2 separate regions of the Homo sapiens genome follow, and region 2 is linked to region 1. Evidence: read pairs that join two places in POLR2A ChIA-PET (ENCODE). Cell type or tissue: MCF 10A. All regions are shown on one strand. Links, peaks and the distances in the headings refer to the core of each region. The heading gives the core; the rest is flanking DNA.

Region 1 (8,257 bases), core at 2,254-7,253:
CTATAGAATACGGGTACAGAAGTTAATCTTGTAAGTGATTAAATTCAATTTAGCATACTTCTCTGCACAACTACTTTTAATAAGGGACTGTGCTAAGTATATGTTTGCCTCTAAGGAGCTTATAATTTTTTATTTTTTATTTTTTTGAGTCGGAGTCTCACTCTATTGCTGAGGATGGATTGCAGTGGTGCAATCTCAACTTACTGGAGCCTCCTGCCTCTCAGGCTCAAGCAATTCTTGTGTGCACGCCATGCCCAGCTAATATTTGTACTTTTAGTAGAGACAGAGTTTCACCATGTTGGTCAGGCTGGTATTGAACTCCTGAGCTGAAGTGATCTGCCCACCTTGGCCTCCCAAAGTGCTGGGATTACAGGTGTGAGCCACTGTGCCCAGCCAGGAGCTTATAATTTAAATATAGAGAAAAATATTAGTGTATGTGTATAATCAAATAATTACATGTACATAAAATACTTGCCATAAAAGAATGGACAATGTAAGTCAGAATATGCTATATTTGCTAAGGGCTTCTATGTCTGGATGTTATGAGTATGGAGTGGAACTGGGCAATTGGGTTTGAGAATTCAACCCAACTGATTTCTTTTTTTCCCCAGAGTACATAGAGTTCAGGTGGCAGTGGGCAGGTTGGTACAGAAGGGACTAGAATATGGAAAGTGAACTCTAGTAAGATTGGTTAGCAGAGTAAATACCAGTACTAAGACAGGTGAAGACAGGGAGTACAGGTACAGGTATGTGGGCACTGTAGGCCCTGGATCAAAGCCTCACATTGGCAAGTAGTCATCAGGAGAGTGTTCCTCTCCACCAAGAGATGGTTGCCTTCCAGAGCAGGGAGGGCAGCTCATACCTTGTGGTCCAGGCATTCAGACCACAGGATGAAGTGTAGTAGCAGTAACAAGGTATATCAGCCCATAACAAGGCAATGTGCCATTGAGGCTGAGGCTCAGGGCTTCTGAGGGAAGGAGAGAAAAAATCAAGGTAAGACTCTTGCTGTGGAGAACTCAAGGCTAGTGTTTCTCATGGAAAAAGTACAGATCCAAAAGGCATGGGGTGAGACTGAACCCAACCACAAGGGACAGTGATGTTTTTATAGGATCTAAGGATCCAGAAATCAACCTGTTTGTCATGTGCAGGTCAAACAGCTTTGACTGTGGTTGGACAACTTCAAGACTAGGGAGCCATGTTGATGACTAGAGTCAGGTGAACCCAGAGTGATTAGTGATCAATGAAAGAATGCCTCGTTGAGGCCTGAGGATTGTGGTTTGCTTATCCACTGCACTTCTTTCCACTTCTTCCTAATTCAGCATGTTTTCTGAAATGAGACTTTTTTTATTTTTAAAGAAGTTGATCAGCACCAAAGGACACTAATGTACCCTCAATTAGATCCTTGTTATTACAAAGTGGTGAATGGGCTGGACTGCAGAAGGGGAGTGGCTAGTGTGTGAGGGAGGCAATGCCCCACCATTAAGCATTTCTCTGTAGCTACTGATTTTTATAATATTGGAGAGCTCCCTGAGAAACAAAGCACTATGTCCATGATTGGGCCTCAGACATACACTGACATGTCATCTGTGCAATGACTCCAGGTGGAGAGAAGAAAAGTGAGGCTGCTGAGAGACATGTCACCATAAATCAGAAGGATCCCAGCTTGAGGAAACAGACCTCACCACAGGACCTGCGGGTAGAGGGGAGTGGTGGGTCTTTGTAGATCTTTGTGACTGAGATGGACATGATTGTAATAGAAAAAGACTCCATACAAACTGAAAACCCTAAGATACTGCAATAGACTGAATATTTGTGTCCCCCCAGAATTCATATGTTGGGATTCTAACCCTTAATGTGATGGTTTCAGAATGTGGGGGTCATTGAGAGATTAGGTCATGAGGGTAGAGCGCTAATGGGTGGGATTAGTGTTCTTATCAAAGAGACTCGCAAGAGCTCTCTCACCCACTTTCTGCTATGTGAGGATCGAAAGGGAAGTGGGCAGCCTACAACTCAGAAGAGAACCCTCAGCAGAACCTGACTGTGCTGGCACTCTGATCTTGGACTTCCAGCCTCCAGAACTGTGAAAAGAAAATTTATGTTGTTTATAAACCACCCAGTCTACACTTTGTTACAGAAGCCTGAATTGACTAAGATAGATAGCTCATAAACTCTGTAGTATTTTGGCCCTGAGAAAACTTGAAATGTGTGGGTGCTGTTATCCTCTTCCCTTTCAGTCTGCTTGGCTCACACAGGTGTGTTGAGATTCAGTGCCTGGAAGAATCACTGGGGACCCCCATCAGGTCAGGAACTGCTGGTTCTGCAGGGACAGCTGTGTCACAGTGCCCAGGTTTGTAAAGGGGGGTGCTGGTATCACAGATCTTGGGCTCAACTTGCCAAAAGCCAATGGTGACTATAAGAACAGTGTGACTTGGACCAGTCTGTGGCTTTTCAAGATGACTGTGCAGTGAAGGACATTGTAAGGAGCTGGAATTCATGGATGAGCCGGTGAAGGGGGGCTCAGATCCTGTGGGATTGGTTATCAATTATATGTGACCTTATGTGTACTCACGTGCTAGTGAATTGTGGCAGTCAGGTGCCATATGCAAATGTATCTGTTATAGAATAGAGTGGGATAATCACTGACTTTGGGACTACAGACCTGGATTTAAATCTGACACTTTGTGCTTCCATATAGTTTAATAAGTAGTACTTCATAGGCTTCTTGTGATGACCCCATGTCAACTACATTTAAAGGCCTAGCACAGAATAGCTCCCCATTACAAAAAGAAAACCTGCCGGGCACGGCGGCTCACGCCCGTAATCTCAGCACTCTGGGAGGCCGAAGTAGCTGGATCACCTGAGGTCAGGAGTTCAAGACCAGCCTGGCCAATATGGTGAAACCCCATCTCTACTAAAAATTCAAAATTGGCCGGGCGTGGTGGCACATGCCTGTAATCCCAGTTACTCGGGAGGCCAAGGAAGGAGAATCACTTGAACCCGGAAGACAGAGGTTGCAGTGAGCTAAGATCATGCCATAGCACTCCAGCCTAGGCAACAAGAAGAAAACTCCATCTCAAAACAAAAAAAAAAGTGTTTCTTTTTAGAAAAGGAAACCACTATATTTAGTAGCATAAAGCCAAAGGCTGCCACTCTGGAGATGTGCAGCATTGATAACAGCAATGACTTTCAAGCTTCTTTCACTTTGAAACTTTACAAAGTGAATCTCAGTTTCTTCATAAGTATAATCCAGTAATAATACCTCTGCAAAGAGTTTGTTTAGGATTAGATAGGATCATACATGCAGAGTGCTTAGCATGAATATTCTATACGTGGATCAAGGAATGGTTAAATAAATTGTGGTGGTTATTAAAATAAAACAGAACCTCTACCTCTTCAAGGTGATACAGGAGGAGGGTAGAGAAATGCTGGGTAGAGAAAGGCAGGTCCCTGGCTAGGGCCCTAGCCCCACAGACCTAGGTGAGGACAGGCACTTCTGCCTTTGTGCCCAAATGTTGCATTTTCCAAGACCACCCTGGCCCACCACACCCCTCTCTTGGGCCTATAAAAAGCTGAGACCCTAGCAAGGCAGAGATGAAAGCTGCTGGAGGGCGAGAGGAAAACATCAGTGGAAGAAGACAAGCTGCTGGACATCAAGAGGACACGGAGGGAGCATGCCGGCAGAAGAGCACACCAACAAACGCTGGCACACTGGCAGGCCATCCACCTGCAGGAGAGGCGGAGTTTGGCATGTGCCTGAGCGGCCCAACTCCAGGGGAAAACCGTCTCCCTTCTGGCTCATCCAGCAGTGAAGAGCTATTTCCACTCAATAAAACTTGGCACTCATTCTCCAAGCCCACCTGTGATCCGATTCTTCTGGTACACCAAGGCAAGAACCCAGGATACAGAATGCCCTCTGTCCTTGTGACAAGGTGTAGAGTCTAATTGAGCTGGTTAACATAAGCTGCCTATAGACAGCAAACCAAGAGAGCACCCTGTAACACAAACCCACTGGGGCTTCAGGAGCTATAAACATTCATGCCTAGACACTGCAGTGAGGTTGGAGCCCCACAGCCTGCCTGTCTCTGGGCTCCCCTAGAGTTTTGAGCAGCAGGCACTGAAGAAGCGAGCCACACCCCCATCACACACCCTGCTAGGGGAACAAGGGAACATTTCCCGTTTCAAAGGCATATAAAATGTGAATCATGTGCTTTCTGGATTCATGTAGTAAGAGAAATTTTCTGTCTCAAAACAAGTGTGTCATGCTTTTCATGACCTGGGGTGATCAAATGCTTAGAATAATAACACCAAGTAACATGACTCATCTAAGAAAAAGATATGAGATGAAACTATACTACATTATACTACATTGCAAATGCATTTCTTACCAGCCCCACCGTTCTTTTAAATATTTGAATTCCACAATATATTCAACATCTTGTGTGACTATGTTATTTGTATCAACACTGAGAATAATTCATATTTGTAGATAGAGTAAAGCTCTTTTAAAGAAGCTTCAATAAATCATCATTGCCATCACTTTTGCCTCACCCCCAGTCCCAATGCTCCTCATTTTAACCGACTTACTCCAATCTACTCAACAAAACATGCTGACTGATGTCCACACATGTAGAAGGCTAGTGTTTACTCCCAAGCATGTCCGTGTTCTTCCACTCTATTTGAGTTACACGTAAACCAAGATTCATTAGCGTATAGTACCAAAGCTGTTAGTGTTGGATGTATTTTTAGTGTAACTATATAATTGAATTGAAAGGTGTTTATACTGATAAGATATGAGTGCAAAAGAGAGTTACTATTTCTAAGAAAAATAAATGTAATGCTTTGTAACAACTAGATAAAGATGATTCGCTAAAATAAATTGTTGCCAAATCAGCTATGGGCCCAAAATATTCTAGAGGATTGAAAGTAAATTTTGTGACATGGTGGCTCATGCCTGTAATCCCAGCACTTTGGGAGGTTCAGACAGGTGGATCACTTGAGGTCACGAGTTCGAGACCAGCCTGGCCAATATGGCGAAACCCTGTCTCTACTAAAAATACAAAAATTAGCTAGATGTGGTGGTGCACACCTGTAATACCAGCTACTTGGAAGGCTGAGGCACAAGAACTACTTGAACCTGGGAGGTGGAGGTTGCAGTGAGCCAAGATTGCATCACTGCACTCCAGCGAGAGTGAAACTGTGTCTGAAAACAAACAAACAAAAATAATAGAGAATTATGTATTCAGATGGCTTTGCAAGGGTTTTGTGTTCTTGCTCCACTTAACAGAACTAAAACTAGAAATTATAGACACTTGATACTCATACACACTCAAAGGAAAGAACTTGTCCTCATTGTAAAAGAGTGACAAATAAGTTAACATTTATCTATTTTAAGTTGAGGTAAAAGATTTAAAGTGTATGTCTTATGCTTTCTAATGTAACTAGCATTTTTTTAAAATGACCAAGGTGGTATCCTCATCACATCAGACTTCCCTTGTAATACATCATATGCTTTGTTTGGATATAACTTCGGTAGCCTTCCTGTCCTGAACCAAATTAAACATTTATAATGGCACAAGGAAAGGACTTAACATGGACTTTGCCTCACTATATGTAATATAAATTAAAGCAGTGTCATCTAATATAAATGCTTTTAAACACATAGCGTAGAGCACCTTTGCCAATAGGCTAAGTAGAGTCCAGGAAATGTACATAGACAGGAGAGCTCTACACAAAAATTCCTAACCAGACTGAAGGAGTCATACCCAGTTTGTCTGTATATTTAATGGCATGCAAGGTATGCTCTACCAAGGAAAGGTCACCTTGAGAATATCTTGAAAACACATTCTCTAAAGTCTATGAAAATGAAGACCAAAAAATGGCCACAAATAATCTCATCAGTTGCCATCAGTGACTTTTTCATTATTTACATAACAAAGCCCCATTTTGAGGAACTTCATCATCATCATCATCATCATCATCATCATCATCATCATAATATAGCTTTTAGTTGTCATAAAAACATGATGGAAAATGAATATGGTTATGTTAGCGGTGGTGAATCCATACAGGTCTGCATCAGCCCCAATTCTTGCCTCCTCAGAAGAAAGAATTCAACCGAGGGGTCATAAGGCAGAGTGACAGACCAAGGCAAGTTTTAGAGCAGGAGTGAAAGTTTATTAAAACGTTTTAGGGCAGGGATGAAAGGAAGCTAAGTACACTTGGAAGAGGGCCAAGCAGGTGGCTTGGGAGATCAAGTGCACAGTTTGACCTCTGACTTGGGGTTTTATATGTTGGCATACTTCTGGGGTCTTGTTTCCTTTCTCCCCTGATTCTTGCCTTGGGGTGGGCTGTCTGCATGCACAGTGGCCTGCTAGCACTTGGGAGGGGCCCTATGCACAGTGTGTTTACTGGAGTTGTATGCATACTCACTTGAGGCGTTCTTCCCTTACCAGCTGAATGTTCCTACGAGGAACAGTTCAACTCCGTCACTTTACCTCTTAATGTGCATGCTTGAGCCCACTCGCCCAACTCCTGAGATCTTATCAGGAACCTATTGACCATCAGTTTCAGGTTTTTCTACTGGGAGACTGCCTTTCCCTCGCACTAGCAGTGACCAATTATTATTTTAGAGAAGCAGTGTAATAACTGCTTGGCCATCACCTGATGGTTGCCTGATATTCCTAGGGAGGCAGAGGCTCTCCTGCCCCGCTCATGCCTGACTCGCTATCTACTGTAACAGTTATGGTATATCAATAATTAGTTAATCTACTTTCCAAAACACTTTCATCTTCACTGAATTCTTTGTTAAAGGTGTTGAAGTTATTTGGTATTCTTCAGAATTTTCATGATTGCAGAATAATTGCTAAAAGATATGTAGTGAATATGCCTTATTGCTTCTTTACAGCTAAGCCTTCTCTTGCCTTCACAAGAAGTTGTAGCAGAAAGTTTCTGGGAAGACCCCAGTTCATATTTCTACCATTTAGTGTACCTGGCATTCACACTATTAGAAGGGTTAAACTGGAGGTCATTATTAAAAGAATTCTCGGTCGGGTGCGGTGGCTCACTCCTGTAATCCCAGCACTTTGGGAGGCTGAGGCAGGCAGATCACTTGAAGTTAGGAGTTCAAGACCAGCCTGGCCAACATAGTGAAACCCCATCTCTACTAAAAGTACAAAAAAAAAAAATTAGCCAGGCATGGTGGCACATGGCCGTAATCCCAGCTACTCAGGAGGCTGAGGCACAAGAATCACTTGAACCTGGGAGGCAGAAGTTGCAGTGAGCTGAGATCCCACAACTGCACTCCAGCCTGTATGACAGAGAGAGACTTTGTCTCAAAAAAAAAGAATTGTCAAATTTTACTTTGAGCTGCTGTGAGTTTCAATAGGGGAAGCCCTTTTATCCCAACTGTGTTCAATCATGTCCCAGTTTTCTGAAAACTAGGAATGTGCTTTTGTGGTTTAAAGAGTTAATTCACAGAAGAGCTTGCACATCTAGTGAAAGAAGATGCCCTCAGTCTGCTCATCATACCCCATGGGGTGTTCCAATATTGCTGGTATCACTAAAATGAGATCATATGGGAAGATTTCATGAGAAGATACATTCATTTATTTAAAACATATTTATTAAGTGCCTACTATGTTTCAACTATTGTGTTAGGCACTGAGAATATGAGGATGAACAAAGCTATGGACAGTCTACTTTCATGGAGCCCACAGTCTGCTGTGGGAGACAGACATCTATCAAACAATATCACTGTGAAATTTCAATTACAACCTGAGGTGAAGTCTTGAAAGTAAAGGGAAATGACTCTTGAAAGCAATTGACAATAGAACCAAATCTATCAGAGTATGATGAAGGCTTTCCTTAGCAAGTAACATCTGAGCTGACATTTAAAAGATGGGAGAGAGTTAATTAGGTGAAAAAAGGAAGGCAAAAGAGGAAGACTTCTGAACCAATAGCTTGCAAACCTTCTTGTAACCACAAATATATACCAAATATTTTAAATTATCATACCCATGCAAACATATACATATATAAAATTTAAACAAAACTTTCTAACAATGACACTATAGCCCTTACTACCTGCAATCCACACTAATTTTTTCTATTCCTTTCAATTTCATTTTTAAAATTTAGTTATGATTTATTAATCTGCAGTTAAACTGTAATAATGGTATTCAACTTCCACTTTACTATCAGGAACAAAAACCTTAAAACACACACTATCTCATGCAAGCACACTCTCTCTCTCTCTCTC
Region 2 (8,257 bases), core at 1,018-6,017, 130 kb before region 1:
TGCTTGTGTTCCAGGAAAGTTGTTTGTAAATTACATATATGCAAATATAATTATATTTAGAATAAAATTGGGAGTCTGCTTCTTAGACAAACTCTGTTAAATGTTTTTTTAGACAGGAAGATATTTTTAGAATATGCCAGAGCCCAGTTTGTTTATTTTTGGACAGGATATAACATGAGATGATCTAGGAGTTGGCTAATTGCCCTTCAGATTTGGGGGTCTTAATACAAAACATGGTTTTGTATTAAGTGGTTTATGTGTGAAGAGGAATTTTGCCAAATTTCAAAGGATTTAACTAGTTAGATTAAGTTTCTAACTCGAGCCTACCTTTAGCTAATTTTTCCTTTTAAAGGTATGAGTAAATATTTACCAGAGAACAGCTGAATGCCTCTTAAGTGATGGAACCAGTACTATTTTCACAGCTTATTGGAGACAAGAGTGTCAGAGGTCTATTCAGTTTCCTTTTGTAAATGGTTTCAAAAAGGTTTTTTCTAAAGTCTATTTTATCATATAATTTCTATATATCCCCTAGTGATTTACCTTCTTTTTGTTTGTTTGTTTTGAGACAGAGTCTGGCTCTGTCGCCCAGGCTGGAGTGCAGTGGAACTATCTCAGCTCACTGCAACCTCCACCTCCTGGGTTCAAGAGATTTTCCTGCCTCAGCCTTCTGAGTAGCTGGAATTACAGAAGCATGCCACCACGTCTGGCTAATTTTTATATTTTTTAGTAGAGACAGTGGTTTCACGAAGTTGGGCAGGCTGGTCTCGAACTCCTCACCTCAAGTGATCCACGCTCCCTCGGCCTCCCAAAGCGCTGGGATTACAGGCATGAGCCACCGCTCCTGGCCAATTTACCTTCTTTATAGTGCAGGTGCTGGTGCAGAGTGGGAGGAAAGAAGATTTGGAAATGGCAATAGAAAGCTAATCTTTCAAGAGCTGTTAAAGATAATAATTTTTTAAACAGTTGACTAAAAGCTAGCATCCCATTGGAAAGAGATCCACAGGCTCCCTGGATAGTTGGCAGGATCTCCAACCAATGTCGGTGTGGGAGTGGTCACCAGGAGGTGAAACAGCCCTTCACAGATCTCTCTAGCCCGAGTGTACCAAGGCTGGGCCCATGGAGGTTCAGGCAGGCCCTGAATTCCCCATACATTTTCTCCCATTACATCGACGTTTCTGAGCTGGCAGCATTACAATGCCAAATCCATGCTTTGAAAAATCAGCTCAGGACTCAACATCTAAAATGAAATCCCAGACGTTCTGCTGGCCTGGTGATGGCTCCATTTGTCCATATCATTGTCTTTCTATTGCAGTGTTTGAGCCATTATTTGAATATTCTATTTCTTATTTATTTCTAATCAAAGTGATACTTTTTTTGAAAGAACAAAATGAAAGAATATGTATAACATGCTAGATCTATGTCATCAAAGATTATGTCTAAAAGCAGCAAGTAATTAAAGAGTTTACATTACTTTTAGCTCCCTGGGAACAGACACCCCTCCTATCCCCTCTCCCCGCCATACCATGAAATCTTTTTATGGTTTTACATGTTTGAGTCAGTAGATATTTTCCAGAATGCATTATATTCTGGTAAGGTACTGCCTACAGTTAATCTGCATTAAAATCATGTTATTTTCAATAAATCAAATTGCATCTCCATTTAATTGTATTTGTTACATTTAATTGAATCAAATTTTTGTTTACTCTTCTAAATATTAAAAACTAAAGGAACTGAATGGTTTATATCTTTTATAAACTATGACAGTTTTAAACTGAAGCTCTCATTTTTCTCCTTGCAGGTCAGCAGCCCATTCTTACCCAAATAGTTCTTTACCTGTAGTCTGGGGAAATAGATGTACATCTATTTATGAATAAATTCCATGATTTTTCCTATTTAATATTTTAATGATATAAAGGACCAAGACCTAACATAAAAATCTCTATAGTGCAAAAATTGCTGATAATGCAGTTATGAGACAGCCATAAACATTTATTTTTATAAATTCACTCTTCCAGAATGTGTATTCCTAAAGGTCTGTTAAATCAAGTTTAGCCTAAAGCTGCCTCATTATATATTTAAGTTCAGCCTAAAGGTTTCTCTGTACATCATGAACTATACAAGTGGAGGTGTAAACCGACCATATCCCACACCTGTGCCAGTCACTGAGTTTGGCCAATCAAATGTAGCCAACTGTTCAAATCGTTGTTCAAATAAGGCAAACACAGAGCTTGTAACCAATCCAGTTGTTTCTGTACCTCACTTCCGTTTTCTGAACATCACTTTCCTTTTGCTGTCCATAAATTTTCTTCCACCATGTGGCTGCACTGGAGTGTCTGAATCTGCGTGATTCTGGGCCTAAGGGATTTGTGAATTGTTCATTGCTCAATTAAACTCCTTTAAATTTAATTTGGCTGAAGTTTTTTTTTTCTTTCTTTCTTTTTTTAAACGAGTCCCAAATGTGTTAATAACCATGTTTGGAAAATCAGGACAAATTAAGCTAAAAAATTTGGGCATCAACAGCCAATCCATAAAATATGTGGGGAGGTTTAAATGAGTTGATAAGCTTTTACTCAGTCTTCTGTTTTTTTCTGAACGTTTGTTTACTCACTATTTGAACCTACATTTAGTATGTTTCTCCACATAATATCAGAAAATTTTAACATCAGTAGTAAGATAAATTAACAAATTAAAATGAGCATAGGTATTTAAAAGAGTCAAGGACTTGGAGAAGGGAGTTTCAGATACATCTAACGTCATAATTAACACAACACTTCTAACTAACATCATATTCCTAATTGGGATAGTCTATAATGGGTTGGAGACTATTCTCATTTTTCTGGACTGCCCTATGTTGACTCTTCAATTTGTAGGCAAATGCAGATGTCTTCTTTTTGGAATGGTTTTAGAGGTACCAACACAGCAGCTCACTGAAACATATCTCCCCTTCCAGTTTACCAGAGAACTGGGTATTTCCATCATTAGGATAATTTCACATGTGCAGTAGAAACGTATTTTATGTCAGAGCCCCAGAAACATACAAAACTTCAGATCCCTGTAGGAATGTGTTCATAGGGCAACAAAAATAGCATCAGTGCCTTGAGCTTCATTATTGTCAATTTAAAAAGCAGTCATGGCCGGGCATGGTGACTCACTCCTGTAATCCCAGCACTTTGGGAGGCTGAGGTGGGCGGATCACTTGAGGTCAGGAGTTCAAGACCAGCCTGGCCAACATAGTGAAACCCTGTCTCTAGTAAAAATACAAAAATTAGCCATGTGTGGTGGCGGGCACCTATAATCCCAGCTACTTGGGAGGCTGAGGCAGGAGAATCGCTCGAACCCAGGAGGTGGAGTTTGCAGTGAGCCGAGATCACACCTCTGCACTCCAGCCCAGGTGACAGAGGGAGACTCTGTCTCAAAACAAACAAACAAACAAACAAAAAGTCATGTGAAGTCCATTTCTATTTTATTTATAAAACTACAATGAGAAACATTGCCATTATGTGCTTTGTGGCATAAAGTTACTCTTAGAATTTACTGATAGAAAACAAAAATGTGTCTCTCCCAAAAATCTGATATATTTGCTTTAGCCTTATAAGAAAAGCTTATGATATTCATTGCCTTCTTTTTTGGCCTCTATTGCCTGGAAGCTCAGAGGTCAGTTTTTTGGCTCAAATGTGGTAGGTATCAAAGGTTCTCTGGTTCAACTACTTTAACTCTCTCTACTTCTAGACTTGGCTTGGTTCTTGCTTGTTTTTTATTCTTCTTTTACGTATTTGATTGCATTTTTATCTCTATTCCTAAATGATTGAAAATTATTTCATGGGAGGAGATAAATAGAGTTCATTCTTGTTATTCACAGGAGTTATACATTCTATAAAGTTGCTACAAACACTGAATTAGTGAATACCAAGCCATTGTTATTAGAGGAAATGGGATTAGGCTCCTGCGAGCCTCTAGCCACCAGTATTTTCATCAACTGAGCAAAACAGAACCTTGTTTTCTATGTGCTTTCATTTAAAGATATCTTATATAATATATAGTTGATTTGTTAACACTGAACTCATCGTCAACAGCACTATAACTCATGCCTGAACGAAACTTATCTATGTATCTTCTCCTTAAGGCACATATAGCCTGCTTGCCTTTAGGAACATTAGACAGTCCCTCAAGCGCTGACCATGGGGGACATTTTAAACAGAGAAACCACCACTCGAAAGGACAAAAATGTGAAAAACATTAAATAAATCATGAAAAGGACACTTGTTTACAATATGAGAGCTAAAACAAGAATGTACAGCACCAACTTGTTTGACCTCAGCTGAGAATATGCAAGTTGGATGACTCAAACTTTTACCACTCTGTATATGCCTGCAAATGACTACAAAAGCACCATGGTATTGATTCTGGGGTCACAAATAAATGTTATTAAGCAGGCAGATTTGCAAATACATGATTAGTGAATCAAAAGGATTGATGGTATGTTATCTCAAAATTAATATTATATTTTGGCCAATTAACATATTTACAACAATTAGAATAGCAGGTTAACAGAAAGGAGGGTTCTGTTCTGTGGGAATGGAACTGGTGAAAAGTACACTTGGATAACCTTGTAGCAATATGCAAAAGGCTAGAGCAAAGACAAGACAAACATATTCCAGGGGGCAGTCAGGGGGTCCAACCAGCGACTCAGGGCCCTGGGAACAGACTAGGAAAAACAAGGTGAGGCTAAAAACGAGACGGTATTAACTTATTTCACAATTTTCTTTTTTTTTTCTGTTGCAATGATCCTTTTATTATATTCATTATTGCTTAGCTAGAGGTATCCGAAGGGACGTATTTTCTTCCTAAATAGATTTTATTTTATTTTTTTTTTTTTTGAGATGGAGTCTCACTTATCGCCCAGGCTGGAGTGCAGTGGCGTGATCTTGGCTCACTACAACCTCTGTCTCCTGGGTTTAAGTGATTCCCCTGCCTCAGTCTCCTGAGTGGCTGGGATTACAGGCATTAGCCACCACACCGGGGTAATTTTTGTATTTTTAGTAGACACGGGGTTTCACCATGTTGGCCAGGCTGGTTCCAAACTCCTGACCTCAGATGATCCTCCCACCTCGGCCTCCCAAAGTGCTGGGATTACAGGCATGAGCCACTGCGACAGGTCCTAAATGGATTTTTACCCTACACTTAGACAAATACATCAGGCCATGTGAGTGGGCATTGTGATGCTAATACGTCTTAGAGAAAAGTAGCCTAATACATAAGAAGCTTTGGCCAAATTGTTAGTAAAAGTCGACACATCAGATTCTAAAGGAAACCTGATGTCATATTTCTAGTGTTGATGATGAAAAACTTTATTAAACCTGAAAGAGCCAACTCCCTCCCTATACCTCCATTTTCACAGCAACACCCACACATAAAGACACCCAACCAGCGAAAACTGGTAGAAAGGCAGGCTGGAAAATAAACATGTGAAATTTGTAGGACAAAAGAAGCAGATCAGCTCATTTATTTAGGATGCTGCAACATAGTAGATTCTCAGTATCTCAGGGATCTATTTTGTAAGAAGTAGACCTAAATTTGGCCAGGCACAGTGGTTCACACCTATAATCCCAGCACTTTGGGAGGCCAAGGTATGCACATCATTTGAGGTCAGGAGTTTGAGACCAGTCTGGCCAACATGGTGAAACCCCATTTCTACTAAAAATACAAAAATTACCCAGGTGTGGTGGCTAATGCCTGCAATCCCAGCTACTCGGGAGGGTGAGGTAGGAGAATCACTTGAAACCGGGAGGTGGAGTTTTTGCAGTGAGACGAGATGGTGCCACTGCACTCCAGTGGGCGACAGAGCAAGACTGTATCAAAAAAAAAAAAAAAAAAGAAAAGAAAAGAAAGAAAGAAAGAAAGAAAGAAGAGATAAAAGTAACTCAAAATGAAAAGTACGTTAGTTCATGAAGTGAAAATTCAGTAAATTTTCTGTCTGTACTGGGATTGCCTTCAACTTTAACCCTCACAGATCTTCCATTTAGTGAAAATTTTTAGGATTATTTGCACCACAGACCTCCTTAGAAATTTTAACTCATAATCATTTGTCAGGGTGATTGGCTAATTCACTGTCTCTTCCCACAGTTATATCCCTCAGAAGATATTGATATATTGAAAAACTATATCTATATGTTGTGTTTTATTCATGAACTTTGCTCAGTTCTCGAAGTGGCACCCTTATTATCTCAGACCCCACCCTGATTAATATGACACCCTTCTCCTCCTCCCTGCAGCCATCTCAGAGTTATGGGATGGCTTTTCTTCTAGTTCTGTGGTTCTTATCCTTCCTGTCCTTTGTTTGGACTGTGGTCCTAAACTTGTTTGGATGGGTAACCAACCTACAGATTATAGTGTAGGAGGGACCGTTGCCCAAATATTCATGATTTTTAATGTTAAATGTTTTGATCTTGTTATTTGGCCAAATTTTATAGAATTTGAAGAAACATTTCAGAAAAGACTTTATATTAACATTTTCCATTTTAGAAGAATAGAAATAATCCTCATGTTATTATGATACATTAAAGTGTTAGAATCAAGTAGATTGACTTGAAAGTTAGAATGCATCTGATTTCCAAATAGGCCAGTTTGCTCTGCTTTCTTTTATAATAGGTTGACATCAGACCCTTGGCCCAGCTGATATGCAGCCGGAACACACCAGTGTGGTTTATTTTGATTGATCAGCAGATGTCGTGCTAGTTGTTGTTCAATGTGTTTAATATCACCCTTAGTCACTGGAGAATCAGGAGAGGAAACAGCAGAGATGAGTGCAGATATATTCCTGACACTCTTAAAAATGACTCTTCAAGTGTAAATTCTCTTTGCAGTGAGTCAGAAAGAAGCATCTTCTTAATATAGAATAGGCTGGCACTGCTAAAAAAAAAAAGAGTTTTATTGAAAATCTAAACTTATAGGTATGTTATTACCACAAAGCTTTAACAAATATCAACTCTACAGGGCATTAATTTATTGTAATTTATTGTAGTGCCTTCTTGAACTTCAACAATCAGAGATATTTTTACTAAAAATTCCATGCAGGTTATGTTCCTTGCTGACACAATATCCAGTGACAATGGTACAAATGAATTTGAAAGACAGTGATTTACTTTATAGAAGTTTATGTTGCCTGTCCATTAAAAAATAATATTATTGGCCAGGCACGGTGGCTCACACCTGTAATCCCAGCACTTTGGGAGCCTGAGGCGGGTGGATCATGAGGTCAGGACATGGAGACCATCCTGGCTAACACGGTGAAACACCGTCTCTACTAAAAAATACAAAAAAATTAGCTGGGCGTGGTGACGGGTGCCTGTAGTTCCAGCTACTAGGGAGGCTGAGGTGGGAGAATGGCATGAACCCGGGAGGCAGAGCTTGCAGTGAGCCGAGATCCCGCCACTGCACTCCAACCTGGCCAACAGAATGAGACTCCATCTCAAAAATAATAATATTGCATAAATTCAAGAAACTTGCAACAAATACTTTTGTCTGAAACTAGTGGATGGAGGGTGAAATTAGTTGCAGCAGCCCTGCAGACTAAGAATGTTTTTAAATAAGCATTTTGTTCTTGAGAGTAGATAGATAAGACATAACAGCAAGATGTGTCTTAAAATTTATTTTAGTCAATGTTTTGATTTTTGCTTTGACGCATAGGAAAAAGATTTCTACCTATCCTATTAATATATAAGGTTATCTTGTTTATCTTTCTTGATATTATCTTCTAAACTTGATGGGCTTGAGAATGTCCTGATAAACCTAGTTATGCTTAAAATTACTTGAAAATGTTAAAACAAATTTTCTTTTATACATAAAGCTTTACAGAAATCTTTTCTGAAAAATAGTTCAAAACCGTATGCCCTTGAAGTAAGACTGGAAACTATTTTGGTGCAGTTCATTAAGTCCTCTAGCGATTCTGTAAGAAAAACCCATAAATTCTAAGAATATCAATAGTTTTATCTGATCTAGGCTTTCCTTGTGCTAGAATAAGCAAGAAACTGTTTACATATCTTTTCTTACAAACAAGTGGGAAAACCAATTCCACATTCGTTTTCTAAATTTCTCTGACTTGAAATTATCATTTGGAGATAAGCCAAGTACAGATAGAAAACCAGAACTAAATTTCCCTGTGATGAACGAATTAGTTTAGTTTAGAGCTATTCCTCACATAGCCGTCTTCTGCCATTAGACATTTGACCTAACTTGTTCCTTCACAGTCACACACACA

Evidence for each region. Peaks named below come from ENCODE experiments on the same cell type or tissue, not always from the same donor. Only the 100,000 strongest peaks of a DNase experiment are listed, where the experiment ranks them.
Region 2: POLR2A ChIA-PET joins it to region 1 with 5 read pairs; 2 of 35 experiments call an interaction of 5 or more read pairs at or near these places.

The regions. Positions count from the first base shown.
Region 1 is chr18:54,708,446-54,716,702 of GRCh38, reverse strand. No RefSeq gene overlaps it. Among named protein-coding and RNA genes, the nearest start is that of RAB27B, 120 kb to the left of the region's middle. RefSeq lists a silencer at 4,071-4,365. In MCF 10A, for the core only: no CTCF peak of the experiment used is centred there; a DNase peak (open chromatin) is centred at 4,202.
Region 2 is chr18:54,842,026-54,850,282 of GRCh38, reverse strand. All of the region lies in intron 1 of RAB27B (RAB27B, member RAS oncogene family), which reads right to left. Among named protein-coding and RNA genes, the nearest start is that of RAB27B, 18 kb to the right of the region's middle. In MCF 10A, for the core only: no CTCF peak of the experiment used is centred there; no DNase peak of the experiment used is centred there.